Regions from separate parts of the Homo sapiens genome. Here all the other regions are linked to region 3. Evidence: chromatin contacts called from ENCODE Hi-C or POLR2A ChIA-PET data. All regions are on one chromosome and are shown on one strand. The core of a region is the stretch at or near the end of the contact, and the rest is flanking DNA. Distances in the headings are between cores, read along the strand shown. Region 1 overlaps GRB10 (growth factor receptor bound protein 10). Region 2 overlaps GRB10 (growth factor receptor bound protein 10). Region 3 overlaps DDC (dopa decarboxylase).

What was found. A loop is a pair of places that touch in the nucleus more often than their neighbours do. ChIA-PET counts read pairs that join two places held with the same protein, here RNA polymerase II (POLR2A). Pooled maps may share reads with other maps.
Region 1: a loop to region 3 is called in a map of gastrocnemius medialis, with 6 times the contacts of the local background. The contact joins two enhancer-like sites. A Hi-C loop is called at or near these places in 1 of 168 maps with a recorded cell type or tissue (gastrocnemius medialis) and 3 of 50 pooled maps. POLR2A ChIA-PET finds 5 or more read pairs at or near these places in 1 of 52 experiments (RWPE1).
Region 2: a map of gastrocnemius medialis shows a loop between it and region 3 (4-fold over the local background). The contact joins two enhancer-like sites. A Hi-C loop is called at or near these places in 4 of 168 maps with a recorded cell type or tissue (Right ventricle myocardium inferior, gastrocnemius medialis and prostate gland) and 4 of 50 pooled maps. POLR2A ChIA-PET finds 5 or more read pairs at or near these places in 3 of 52 experiments (K562, SK-N-SH and activated CD8-positive, alpha-beta memory T cell).

What each region holds. Positions count from the first base shown.
Region 1 is chr7:50,629,728-50,634,662 of GRCh38, forward strand. The region is part of intron 7 of GRB10 (growth factor receptor bound protein 10); the gene reads right to left. Among named protein-coding and RNA genes, the nearest start is that of DDC, 67 kb to the left of the region's middle. Within about 2 kb of position 3,249, at least 3 of the 41 ENCODE cell types and tissues checked have a DNase peak (open chromatin) inside an H3K27ac peak, as active enhancers do; they include gastrocnemius medialis, where a contact is called at or near this core.
Region 2 is chr7:50,674,580-50,679,545 of GRCh38, forward strand. GRB10 (growth factor receptor bound protein 10) reads right to left here. Exons shown (of 19, transcript NM_001350814.2): 6 at 1-79. Among named protein-coding and RNA genes, the nearest start is that of GRB10, 110 kb to the right of the region's middle. Within about 2 kb of position 3,254, at least 5 of the 41 ENCODE cell types and tissues checked have a DNase peak (open chromatin) inside an H3K27ac peak, as active enhancers do; they include gastrocnemius medialis, where a contact is called at or near this core.
Region 3 is chr7:50,499,981-50,503,754 of GRCh38, forward strand. All of the region lies in intron 7 of DDC (dopa decarboxylase), which reads right to left. Among named protein-coding and RNA genes, the nearest start is that of DDC-AS1, 30 kb to the right of the region's middle. RefSeq lists enhancers at 1,901-2,402, 2,371-2,665, 2,403-2,902. Within about 2 kb of position 2,516, at least 16 of the 41 ENCODE cell types and tissues checked have a DNase peak (open chromatin) inside an H3K27ac peak, as active enhancers do; they include gastrocnemius medialis, where a contact is called at or near this core.

The DNA of each region.
Region 1 (4,935 bases), core at 1,999-4,498, 130 kb after region 3:
ACGGAGTCTTTTAGAGCTGGCAGTTCTAGGAGGAGCATTCTGTACAGCACCAACTGCCCCTTTAGTAACCACCTGAGCACTGCTGGGGGCTCAGGTCTCCTGCGGAGCAGGCCTGGGTTTCCCTGGCCCATCCAGTGTTCAAGCATCTCACACGAGGTGGGCCTAGAAGGTTCTCTCGAGCAGGTCAAGGCCCTTGTCCCGCAGCAACTCACAGTTCAGAGCGGAGATTGTTACCACAGGCAGTTAATTTCCAAGGTATGACTTGTTTAGGGAATATAAGAATCTGGTAACACCAGGAAAGGTGAGAAGCTGAGACCCACAAGTTCTATCTGAGTTCTATCCCGGCTTAGCCTCCTACTGGCTTTGTGACCTCGGATAGGTAATTAGCAATCTAAGACTTGCTTTCCTCATCCAAGCTGTGGGGAACTGCTCTGAGAATCAGTAATGTAAGCAAAACACTGCTTAATCAATGTATGGAAGTTCTACATTAGTTATGACCTATCTTGGCCTGGGGTGGTGGTTCCAAAGAGGAACTTAGAAACAGACTTGGCCATAACCATGCTTCATCAGTAACTAGCTGTGGGAACATGGCTGAGCTATCCAGCCTCTCTGTGCCTCAGTTTCCTCATCTGTAAAATGGAAATCTGTAAGCAGCACCAGCCTCATAGTGTTGCTATGACATGGATTAATGAGATACCCTCTTGAAAAGATCCTGGCCCCTGACACGTGCCCTCCCTGGGACGTGCTTGGATCCACCGTGGATCTGGGAACAAGGCAGGCTCCAGCTGAAGGCCTGTGGACAACCACCGAAGGGTGCAGGGGCAGGACCCTGAAAGCTGCTTCCAACTCAGGATTTCAGTTCTGAGAAAGCAAACCTCATGACCAGTTAAGATGCAGCAGGAACAATTCAGTCAGAAAAGCCACCCCTCAAATCCTCAATTTCTTTCTCTCTACTGCAAAAAAGCCCCTAAATAGCAAATTGTTTTTAAAAATAAAACGGCAATATTAAAGAGGGCATAATTATGTCAACAGCATGAAACTCTGTCTTTTTAGAGTTAGTTGGGGGAGGAATGGTTTGCAAAGCTACCCAGGCCTCTGGCTGGCTTGGCACTGAATCCCGTTATAAAAGCCCTGAAGTGCTAATAGAAGGTTCCACTGTTCCCAGACTTTCTGTTGTCACTTTTTACATATTCACTGCATAGACAAAAAAGCAAGAGCTTAATTTTTTTTGCAAACTTAAAGGAAGAAGTTTAAGAACAATTGGAGTTGAAGGTAGATCATTATATCTCCACGGCCCCAAACTCCACTCTGGGGCACCTGGTTTTTTGTCTCAGTGGCCCCCACGGGGTTGTTGTGTGTGTGGGAGTCATTCAGGCCCCTCCTTGCTGTCAATCTTAGCACAGACCCTCACTCTTGCTTCCTGCCACAGTCTTAGACCTTGCTCTTGGATAACTTACAGGCTCAGGGAATCTCATGACTGCATCCAAAAGACCTCCTGACTGGCTGTGAGTCTTTGCTCAAGGCTCAGCAGTAATCGCCTTGTAAAAATAGCAAATGGGGCACTCTCTTTGTCCTCTTCGAGCCCTCTGCAGCATAAGATGTCCCTGGACAGACGGCCCAGCCTCCAGGGTGCACACACTGACCCACAGTACCCGAGATCCACACCTACCCTGAGACCTTCACACAGAAACCGAGACATCTGAGGGCTTCTGGGCCAGCAGCTCTTGCGACCAGTTTCATCCCAGTGCTTAATTATGATCTAGCATACTTTTTAGTTCAAAAGCTCTTTTAGGATGTAATGTAAAATGGAGTTTTTAGTAACTCTGGTAAATACTCGTGGTAAATGTTTTGGAGAAGCCAGGTTGTAATCACAGGGCCAAGTGGAGGCATTCACAGGGTAAGAGAAATTATCAAAGCAGGCAAAAGGTCCCGAAGACGTGATATGAGGTTGTGCATGTGGATGAAATCCTGTTCTGGGTGACCTACCCTACCCTACCTGGCCTCCGAGGGGCCTTGAGGAGAAAGCAGGAAGACTGCTGTGCCAGGAAGGCAAAGGAAGCCTTAACTCCACGCACATGTCTCTGCCCCTTTGACAGGAGGTGGAGCTATTTCTGGAAGGCAGAAAGCTTGCCCGATGTCACAGAGGTGGAAAGTACTGGAGCCAGGATCTAACCAGGGCTCCCCGCCCTGGCTCTGCTTGCCTTTCTTCTCCACTGCAACCCACTACCCAGCGTGTACCAGGTGGGCTCCAAGGCTTCACACAAAAAGGCTTTTGATTCCATGTGGCCCTGAAGGCCTCAAATTGGGCAGACCCTGAAGCCTGGAGGTTTGGGGTAAATTACATTTACTTCAGACTAGGGCATAACCAACCAGGGTAGGCTAAATTAATCTCACCAAAAAGGAATGTAATTCTGCCATTATTTTTAGTTCTGTTTTAAATTAATGATATTATTTCTTGATATAAGGGATAACTGAAGCACTACACATGATTATATGGCTCTACTCACCATAAAGAGAACACGCATAATAATCCTGTTCAATTATAGTGACTCAAACCTACTTAAAAAAAATGTGCTTAATAGCCTGCATTGTCCCACCTGAAGTGTTTTGTTGTTAGCCTGGGAGCAGTTCAGTGTCCCCCACCACAGCTGAGGCTTGACCCTGAGGCCTGGTCTCAGCTCCCCAGGACGCAGCACACTGCCCAGGGCTATGGAGATGAGACTTGTGGCCTGATTTCAAATACTGGAGGAGCCCCCACTGTCTGAACACAGCAAAGAGTGTGGCGCAGGTTCAAGGGGTGGCATGGGAGCCGGGTGCCCCACCCTTAGTGAGACCAGACCCAGAAGGGTGTGGCCTGATAGCCTTGGTTTCCGTTGCAGGGAGTCCTGAGGTCCTGAGTACCAGGAGCTCAGGGCAGTGCGGATGACTTGGGAGAAGCCTAGCTGGTTGGGCCAGTTGCTAGGGCTGGATGCTGGAGGGAGAACCACAGGGTTGGGGGAGTGTGAGCTGGCAGTCTCCAGGGCTACCTGCTGGGCTAAGCATCCCAGTTGCTCCTCCTACTGAAGAGACTCTGTTGCGCAGGAAAGGCAACTGTGCTGCACACTAGAGGGTTGTCCCAGTGGCCTGAGAGGTGTCCCTAGACCCCCGCCAAGGTTGGTGCTTGTACCTGCCCTGGAGAGCCTGGTCACGGGCTTGCCAGACCCAGCCATACCCAGCTCTGCCGCCCCCAGCCAGGGTGGTGGCAGAGTGCAGGACGGGATCCCTGGGAATCCCGCCCATGGCCAGGGAAACCCTGGTATTTCCCCACATCAACAAAGGCCAAAAATTCCACTGCTATTATTGCAACTGCCTCTCAACTGCAAGCGCCACCTACTGGCCTGTAGGGTGAACTGCATAACTCAAAGTAATTCCTGCTGACAGTATACAGCGGTGGGGGATGAGATAAGCCTCCTGAAACCTCCACCTCCCCATTTCTCTGTAGGAGACAGTGAGTCTGACCACTGGTCCAGCACACTGTTACTACAACCTACAAACAACTAGCATTTGAGAAAACCACTACACTAAAGCTATCTATAACCAAGTAATTCATAAAAGCCTTGGCCCCCTAAAACTACAGAGAAGCCAAGACAAAGGAACTTAACCAACATACAGAACAGTCACATCCTCAAGGTGGGGGAGGGAAGAAAAAATACCAAGCAAATGAAAGTAAATTCAAAAATAAGTAGTGACCGCTTCTACAGATGAGAAGAAACCAACACAAGAACTCCAGCTCCATGAAGAAACAATGTTGTGACATCCACATTAGCCCTCTAGCAATGGCTCCTAACCACAATGAAAACTTTGAAATGACAGATAAAGAATTCAAGATATGAAGTGTAAGGAAGCTCAATGAGAGCCAAGAGAAAGTTGAAAACCAACACAAAAAAACCAGAAGAGTAATTCTGGAGATGAAAGATGAGATAGATATATTAAAAACAAACAAAACAACAACAACAACTTTTGGAAATGAAAAGTTCACTAAAGGAATTTCAAAAAACAGTTGAAAGCTTCAACAATAGAGTAGACCAAGCAGAAGAATTTCAGAGCTTGAAGACTAGTCTTTTGAATTAGCCCAGATAAGAAGAAACAACAATTTTTTAAAAAAGAATAAAGCCTTTGAGAAATGTAAGATTATTTAAACCTAGGACTTATAGGTATTCCTGAGGGAGAAGAAAAAAAATAAGTTTGGAAACATATTTAAGGGAAATAATTCAGGAAAATTTCCCCAAACTTGCTAGAGATGTAGATATGCAGATACAAGAAATTCAGAGAACCCATTAGAGATACTACAGAAGATGCACATTCACCAAAGAATGGTCATCAGATTAATTCAAGGTCAACATGAAAGAACAAATTTCAAAAGCAGTTAGATAGAAGTGTCAAATCACCTATAATGGAAATCCCATTAGACTAACAGTGGACTTCTCAGCAGAAACCTTACAAGTCAGAAGAGACTGGGGGTCTATTTTTAGCCTCCTTTAAGAAAAAAGAAACGTAAGTCAAGAATTTTATATTCTGCCAAACTAAGCTTCAAAAATGAAGGAGAAATAAAGCCTTTCCCAGATAAGCCAATGCTGAGGGAATTTGCCACTACTAGACAAATCCTACAAAAAAATTCTCAAAGGAGTTATAAAAATGGAAACAAAAGGATGATACTCACCATCATAACAGCATACATAAGTAGACAAAGCTCACTGTATAAAGCAATTACACAACTGAGACTACAAATAAACCAGCTAACAACACTATGACAGGAATAACACTTCAAATACCAATATTAATGTTGAACATAAATGGCCTAAATGTTCCATTTAAAAGACATGGACTGGCAAACTGGATAAAAAAACAAGACCCAGCCATCTGCTGCCTACAAGAGACCCACCTAACGGCTAAAGA
Region 2 (4,966 bases), core at 2,004-4,503, 180 kb after region 3:
TGCATGCTGCAGGCCGAGTACAGGCTCTCCAGGGATGCATTCATATCGTTCACCAGGGCTTCCAGGTCCACATCATCCTCTGCACAGAAAAAGGCAAGAGCAAAAAAGAAACTTTAACAATGGAGAGCAATCAAACCCAAATGTACATCTTGGTGATCAGGTTCCAAACCTCAATCCTATTTTTCAAATATTATGGAAGGGGTAGAGGGGAAACACCAAGACAAGTATGACTGTATGGAAGCATGCATATTACATGTATTCATCATGACTGACATTCCAGAGACAATTCAATCATTAGAGCTGGGCTGCATTTCTACCTGTCTCCAGGGAGAAGCCATTCAGAGCATCTGCTCAGCTCCCTTCAGCACCCCCTTCTCTCCTCCCCACCCCCTCCGGTAGGCCGCACACAGCCACAGCTGCATAGCACGACCCCACTGGCCTGGACTCAGCTGACTGAATCACAGGTGTCTCCCAGGATCAGGACTCTCCCTTCCCTGGGATTCCAGAAGTGAAACAAGAGACAGAAACAGAGCAGCACCCAACACTGACACTGGTTCCAGCCCAGAAAGGTTAAGTAGGGGCTGACACTGTGGCAGGGGTTTGTGTGTGGCTGCTACTACAACACATGCCTGAGGGCTTCGGGTGCCCACCCATCCTCTCGATTGGCCAGAGTGCAGAAGGAAGCCCATCTTCACAGAGGAAGGCATGGGGCAGATGCAGAGAGAGAAGCCACAATGGCACAGAGAGTAAGTGAGAGAGAGAGCGGCGGAAAACGCACTGTAGAAAGGGAGGAATGAGCACGCAGAGACAGTGATGGTTGGTTTTATGTGCCAACTTGGCTGGGCCATGGTGCCAGGTTTTAGCTAAACACTAGACTAGATGCTGTGAAAGTATTTTTTAGATGTAATTAACATTTAAACCACAGACTTTGAGTAAAGCAGATTGTTCTCTCTCATGTGAGAGTGCCTCAGCCCATCACCTGAAGACCTGAATAGAAGAAAAAGACCGGCCTCCAAGGGGAAAGATGGAATTCTGCCTCCAGACCTGAGCTGCAACCCTTCCCTGGATGTCCAGCCTGCCAGCCTGCCCTGCAGATTTTGGACTTGCTAGCCTCCACAGTGTCATGAGCCAATTCCTAAAACACATGTGTCTCTCTCTGTATACAGCCTATTTAATGGGTCTGTTTCTCCAGAGAAACAGAGACCTAGGGCTACAACCCAGCACATGGAGATGGGGAGGGGTTGGGGTGGGACGGGGAAAGGGAGCCAGGAGCTAGGGCTGTGCAGCTTCCGGTGCTTCCTAAGGCCTGGCTGCACTCCTGCTCAGGGAAGATTGGTAAAACATTCTTGCATCCATACAATAATTTTGTTGTTGTTGTGCTTAAGCTAATTTGAGTGAGTTTTGTACGTGTAACCCAATACATTCTAATAATATTGACTCCTTTCTTCTGCATTTTTAGATTTTTCGCTTTTTGACATCATGGCAAATAATGATGGAAGCTCACATAATTCGTCCTCTCTTCTGCTCCCAGAATAGCTGCAAGTTACACCCACTTAACACACAGGGTCACAGACAGCAAGACCCTCTTCCTACCAAAGGCTACATTGGTAGGAAGGAAAGCAGAGACCGGCACTTGCAAACTTGCTCACCCTGCCCTGCTCCTAGTAGCTCTGGGCCCAGGGCCCAGGACGTGGGCTTCCTATTTCTTAAGAGTCCTCAACTCTAACATGAGCTTAGCAATAGTGTCCACCCCACCGGGGGGGGGGGGGGGTTGTAAGGACTAGGTTAGTTATTATCTGCTTTATAACACAGCTTGGCACACAGTAAACAGGAAGATGTTATTTATTAGCCCTATTTCATCTATTTCTTACAAAATAACAAAAAGTGATCGTTATTAACCTGGCTTAACAGCTGAGGAAATAGGCCTGGAAGAATTAAATCACCTGCCCAAGGTCACATAAGCGGTATTGAAAATAAGCTTTGCATCCCTCATTCTCTCCTACCAGGTGTGTGCTCCTCACAGAAGCTTCAGAGGGGCACTCTGCCCTCTGGTTAGGAAGGCCTTTGTTTTAAAGGGCTCCCCTCATCTCTCAAGGCTAAAGGGCATAACAAGACAAGACATAAGGAAACAAAACAACAACAATGAGGGAGGGAAGTCCTGGGCAACCACGGTAGTGCAGAGGGGGTATGGAGTGGGCAGGGTCACCCCCGGGGGTAGTGCTTGGGCTTCTGGAGTGGGTGGGACAGTAGGAGCAGGGTTTAGCCAGATCACGCTCAAGATCCTGGTGAAGACAGACAGATAGAAGGGAGGGGTGAGGACAGAAGGGAGGCTGCTGAAATGGCAGCGATGAGATCACTGAGGCCTGGCCAGCACAGCCCTTGCTGGAAGAACAGAGGCCACATTCAAACCAGGGCCAGGGGAGAGGGCAGGGGCTGGGGAGCATCAGGCTGGAAGAGGAAGGTTGCCTTAGAAAAACAGGGGTCAGATGGATCCGAAGATGCGGACTGGGTGAAATCAGCAGCTGAGACGCAGCAAGCAGGGCCCTGTGTGCCCAGGATCTGTGTGGAAGGAGGGAAGAAGAGAGATGTTGCCATGGTTCAGGTTGTGAGTGGTCAAATATTAATCCTGGCCAGATATTAAAAGGACAAAGTGCTGAATCAATAATTAATAATTACTGCATAATCAATAATTAATCACAAGGAAGAACACTCAGAGTCAGCAGGCGAACTCTTGCTCATAGCTGGGGTGAGGTGGGGTGGGGAAGAGTTGGTTGGCAAAAAATCAGGACCCCTGGAGGGGCAGGCATGTACCTGCCTGAGCTACCCGAGGCCCAGAAGGCTTGTGGCCTCAGGGAGAGGAGAGCCTCACTGCCAACTGCTGGAGCGAAAATTGCAGTCCAGAGAACTCTGCCTGCCAAAGACAAGACCTCAGTTCTGTATTTATTGAGACTGCTGCATCCATCTTGAGGAAAAGTTATAGTGGAGACCACGAATCTGGGGCTTCAGGAAAGTTCTAGAACGTATGCATCACGCACCCACTCATCTCCTACACTCCTATTTAGCTGACAGGGAATAGCTGCTTAATTGAAGCTCTGCAAAACAATTAGCACGAGCGCCACTCTTAACTTACCGTATTAACAGCTCAATATTTCTATCTCAGTGGGCCATCTAAAAGTCAATACTGGCCAAAACACAAAGTTCACTGTTAAGTATAGTCAGTCTTGGGTGATGCAGGTTGGTCTCAATGCCACACACGTGCACACGTGCGAACATGTCCACACACATGCACACACTTGCACACACATACACGTGTGCTGTGGGGCCACTCTGCCAATTCAATGCCAGGCTTTTAATCCTGCTTTGGAAATAAAAACAGTGGTACAGTTCCTACTCTGAGACTGTTCTCTTCTAGGAAAATAACATGTTTTCATTCCCTCTGGGGAATTTTCATGTGCAGTTATTTCTCTCTATGCATTCCTAACAGCCCCTTGGCTGTGCTCCCCAGGCAAGCAGCCCCCGGGGTCTCCTGTCCTTTTCCTGCTAAGCCTTCTGTCAGTCAACCAGATCATTCCTGGGTCATAGCTCTGCAATTAGGTCAAATGCAAAGTAATTCTGTCATTATTCAAAGTAAATATAAGGTAACAGATGCCAAAATATAAACACAACACATATCCTCAAAATGCTTTTACTCTCCTCTGAGGTGGATTATTTGTACAACTATTTTCTACTTTAATACATTCAATCATGAATATTTTCAACAAAGCCAGGTCAATCTGGTAACTCAATAGGTTATAATCTTCATAAACTGAATCCAACCACTCTATCTGGATGTTTCAAACCTTCATACTTTCCAGAGCCATTACAGCAAAAATAAAACTTTTTAGAAATTTTAAATGCCATACTTTAGAAACAACTGTAAAATGTCCTGTGGGGTTCATTAGCATTTTATCTGTTTAGATAATAAAATCAATTATGGTTCTCTGACTTGTAAGCTTCACTAAATTCTAACGAAGAGCGACAGTTAAATCTTCCAAACAGGGGTTTTAAAGGTTTGATTCAAAAGAAGACAATTTTTCATATTCTACACCATTTTTTTTTTAATTACTACATTAAGATACGACTGAAATCACACTGAGTTCTTACAAGCATCCCTATGGCGTTTATTCTGTCAGCTGGTCTACCTCAGTAAGGACTCTGTGTGCCACCTCTGTGGGTGTGGTCAACTGCAAAATTCTTGTCTGGTCCCATGAATCCAAGTGGATCAATAATCACCCATTTGTGAAAGGCCTTCTGCCACGTAACAGAAGTGGGAGAAACAAGTAAACAAATGCTTCTCGCAGTGAATATTCAGATTGTCTATTTAATGTTAACTTGACGCCAAAATATTTTCCATGGGGCTGCCCCACTGGGAGGAATAGTGAAAGGTGAAGAAAAAAATAATTTTATATATAAAATTTCACTTCAGACGGATTTATAAGAATGTATTTTCTGCACAAATATAGGTCAAACAACATGGCTGTCAATCATGTTATTAATAGTTATTTTCCTTCTTTAAATAACCCAGTCCAAAACTGGGTATTAACTTTGCCCCAAATATTTGAGTAGCTTGTCTGATCTCAAATTCACATCTCATCTAGTTTCACTGTCATTAGCAAACTGAGGCTGGCTTAGTTTTAAAATAGATATAAACTCAGCGAAACACATTTGCATCGGGCTTATAAATCATCACGAGTAAATGTCTTCCATGCAGCAGGCTAGGTGTGCTGACTAGGAAAAGGCAAAGAGGACAGAGAAACTCCGGGGACAGAGGATTTAACTTCTAGCACCATCTCACCACCTTCACCAATACATTTCTTAGTTTACAGCACCATCTAGTGTCTTCTTTACATTGTTTAGGGATTAAAGATGACACTGGATTCACTTTACTAAATGATTTGGCAACATAAGGACATGTTATTTGCACCAT
Region 3 (3,774 bases), core at 1,266-3,765:
CAAGGGATGAGCAAGGGAATATTTACAATGTGCTTGCCAGGACCCCAGCACTGAGTAGGGGAGAAATAAATGTGGCTTCCATGGTTGCTGCCTCTCAGCCCTAGGCACCCAGGAGAGTAAGAGTTGAAGGGTGAAGGACCACAGAGAGGGCGCGAGCCACCCTCACCTCACAGGGTGGATACCAGTGTCAGGGTACCGTGGGGTAGGTGTCAGGGTCAGCATATGCATTTGTAGGGATCCATGGATTCACCGTTCACTCACCATCCATGGTGCTCATTGTGCAATGAGGCGTGAGACTCTCAGGGGCACTAATTAGTCACAGTTCCAATCAGGAGGGCTCCACTGTGCTGACCTCATTACCACTGGAAGGCCCCACCTCCAATACCATCACCTTAGGTTAGAATTTCAGCAAATGGGCTTTGCGGGGGACACAAACGTTCAGACTACAGCAAGCTTCAAATTTACACCTATCTTATGATGTGATCTGAGGTTTTTCTCAACCTTACCGCTGATCTGAGCTACAGGCATGGACATCCCATGATTACTGAGTGACTCCTCAGGGAGAAACTCTGCAAATCCTAAGGCCTTGTGCTCTTCCTGGCTCACTGCTGCATCCATCTGGGGTTATGCAAGCACCAGGTGAGACTGATTCTGGGGGAAGTGATGAGCCCCTAAGCCTCGGTTCAGGTCCACACTGCTCTGTGACCTTTGGCCTCCCATGCCCTGGGGTGGATATCCGTGTCCGCAGGACACACTTGACCTTAATCCAACTGAGGGCTTTCATCCTGATGATTAAACTGAGTCAAAGCTTTGAAACGCCTTATGTCTTTTATCAGCTTTGTGGAGGACTGTGTTCTCTCTAAGCTTGCAGTTGGCCTACAACTCCTGCAGAAGGGAACTTACAGACCCCTAAAGGAAGTGGACTCTGAAGGGCTTCTCTGGTTTCCATGGGGATGCATGGAGCTGTGGGCATGCCTCTGCATTCTGCATTCTGCATCTCATATGTGATCCACTAACAGCACACACTGCATAGCACGGCCCATCTAGGAACCAGGCAGACACAGAGACCCTCGGCCAGAGCTTGAGAAGTTGCATGCACCAGGGGCACACCTAGCCCTGAGGCAAGGCTGCCTCAGTGGGGAGGGATGGGACAGGCTCACACCCCTCCAGCTTCCTGCTGTCAGTGACTCTTTCCTTCTGAGACTTCCCAGGAACTTGCGGCAGGCCTGGCTGCCCCTCCAGCTGCACGTCCTCTCTCAGTTATGCTGGCACCTCAGGATGCAGCTTTGGCTGCCTGCCCTGTGCTATTCCCTTCCTCACACCTTGAGATGGCCTCCCCAACTCAGCCCATACCCTCGTCCTCAGTTTCCCCACTTCCCCATCGGCAACCTAACTGACTTCAACTATCCACTTTTTGTATTCCATCTTCTCAGTAAAACCTGCCAGACAACTGATCCATCCAAGCAGACCAATCTGAATACCCTCACTGGCAAATCATTTCAAATGCAATAAAAAGAAAATGTCTTTCCTAAGGCAGCAATTGGAAGAAAACCATCTTCTGATTTGTTTTCTTTGTCAAATGATGGTGGGTGAATAACTTATCTGAATTATGTTAGATTATTCTAATCATATATAGAATAAGGTCAGCTCAGGATCTCAGAACAGTCCCGCTTGGAGTTGGAGAATGCTAAATATCTGGTGATAGGAAAATGGTAGCAGGAGAGGGAAAGTAGGTAAAAGGGTGCTGACTTAATTGTTAAGGTACCACCAACAGTTAGTAATATAACACCATCAATAAAAATGGAAATGTTGGCCGGACACAGTGGGTTACGCCTGTAATTCCATCACACTGGGAGGCTGAGGCGGGCATATCATCTGAGGTCAGGAGTCTGAGACCAGCCTGGCCAATATGGTGAAACCCCATCTCTAATAAAAATACAAAAATTAGCCAGGCATGATGGCATGTGCCTGTGATCCCAGCTACTCAGAAAGCTGAGGCAGGAGAATCACTTGAACCCAGGAGGCAGATGTTGCAGTGAGCTGAGATTGTGCCACTCCAGCCTGGGCCACAGAGCAAGACTCCATCTCAAAAATAAAGAAAAAAAAAGGAATTGTCAAAACTGACCTCCCCTATGCATTCTGCCAATGGATGAAAGGGTTTTGGCATTCACCCATGTCAGCTCCTTCTGCACAACCCCAAAAGCAACCTCAGTGTTTCAAACCAAACAAATCATAAATCAAGCTCTGTGCACAGCCTCCAGCCTCTACAAAGAAGAGGGGGCCCCAGATAGCAGGAAGGCCTGAGCTGGATCCATCCAGGGGACTGTGACTGGCAGGTGACACACGCTGGCTGTCATCTCCATGGTCCAGCGGGCAGCCCACACTTGGCCCAGGGGACAGCAGGCCATGTGGGCTCTATCCAGCAGAAGACCTCGGCCCTTTAAATCCGATAGCCCTAGGGAATTACATCAGCCAGCTACTGGCCAGGACATTCAGTTCTTAGCCTGACATCTGAGTCAGAGGACTCCAAGTTGCTTGGCTGAGCTGATGAAGGTTTGCAGCTGATGAGGCCAATGCTGTGGCTGCAGTCCTGAGTCAGCCAGTTCTATCCCTTCTCCCCAGCCCGGGGCTGTGCACGACCACTTCCCGCCAGTTGTTCTTACAGCTGTGTGCCACAGAGCATAAACGGTGGAGCATAAACCCTGTGAGAGCGGGTAAGTCTATGCCACCCACCTCCCAGTAGTTCCCAGCACTGCATTCCTTGCTGTGCAGCAATGCACTCTACCTTTGGGATGGTGCATTTTCCCTGCATTAATTTATCCTCTGAATAATCGTGTGGGGAAATCTTGTTATTTTATGAGCACAAGTGGGGTTTTTCTCTTCACTTTACAGACAGCATAAATGAAGCTCAGAATGTAAGATTCAGGGGTGGATCCTGGGCTGCACCCTAGCTTCCTTGTCACCAATTTCATGTCTAGCTCACACAAAGGCACCTGCACCTTCAGCACCGGCCTTCCCCAGCTGCTGACCCCAAGAAGGGAGGCCAACGCCCAGGAGAGGAGGGTCCACTCCTCTGAGTATGGACTATGGGTGACTCTTGGGTTAGGAGAGGTGAGAACTGTGCTTGGCTTGTGCAGACTAAGGAGGAAGCCAATTCCCTGGTAGCTGTTGTGGGATCTGGCACAGGCCACAGGTATGTGATCTGAAGGCCCCACTTGGGCAGCTCCACTCACAGCCGAGCGGTCAGAACATTCCCATCCTAGAGGGACAGAGAAAGGGGGAGCCCCCTGAGCCAGTGTCCCTGCCCTACGAGGGTTCTTCTGTCCACAGAAGCAGCTTCAAGACCTGCTGAGTTCCCAGAGCTACATGTCAAAGGTGAAACTCTAGAAACAGAGCTGCTCATTCACATTCACCTTTTGAAAACACAGCATCCTAGTCTCAATGAGAAAACCTAGGATCTCTGAATGAGGAAGGGAGGAGGTGAGAGTGACCAGGAAAACATCTGAAGCACAGATTATTCCTTGGCGAAATCCAGTTTCATTGTGTTGATTTGCTAAACTACCTTCAGCAATTTTCTTAACTGCATTCAGTAATTCCAAAAAAAGGTGAAAAAGGGATATACCAAAGAATTAAATTCAAGTGTGGACAATTCTCATATCAGGTGTATGCACGACCCACATATGAAGGTGGTTACTCTAAGATTTTGAAGAGTTTATTCTCCTCAACAGGGCCAACATAACCTGCAATTTTACATAACTTCTATATTGCTCGGAT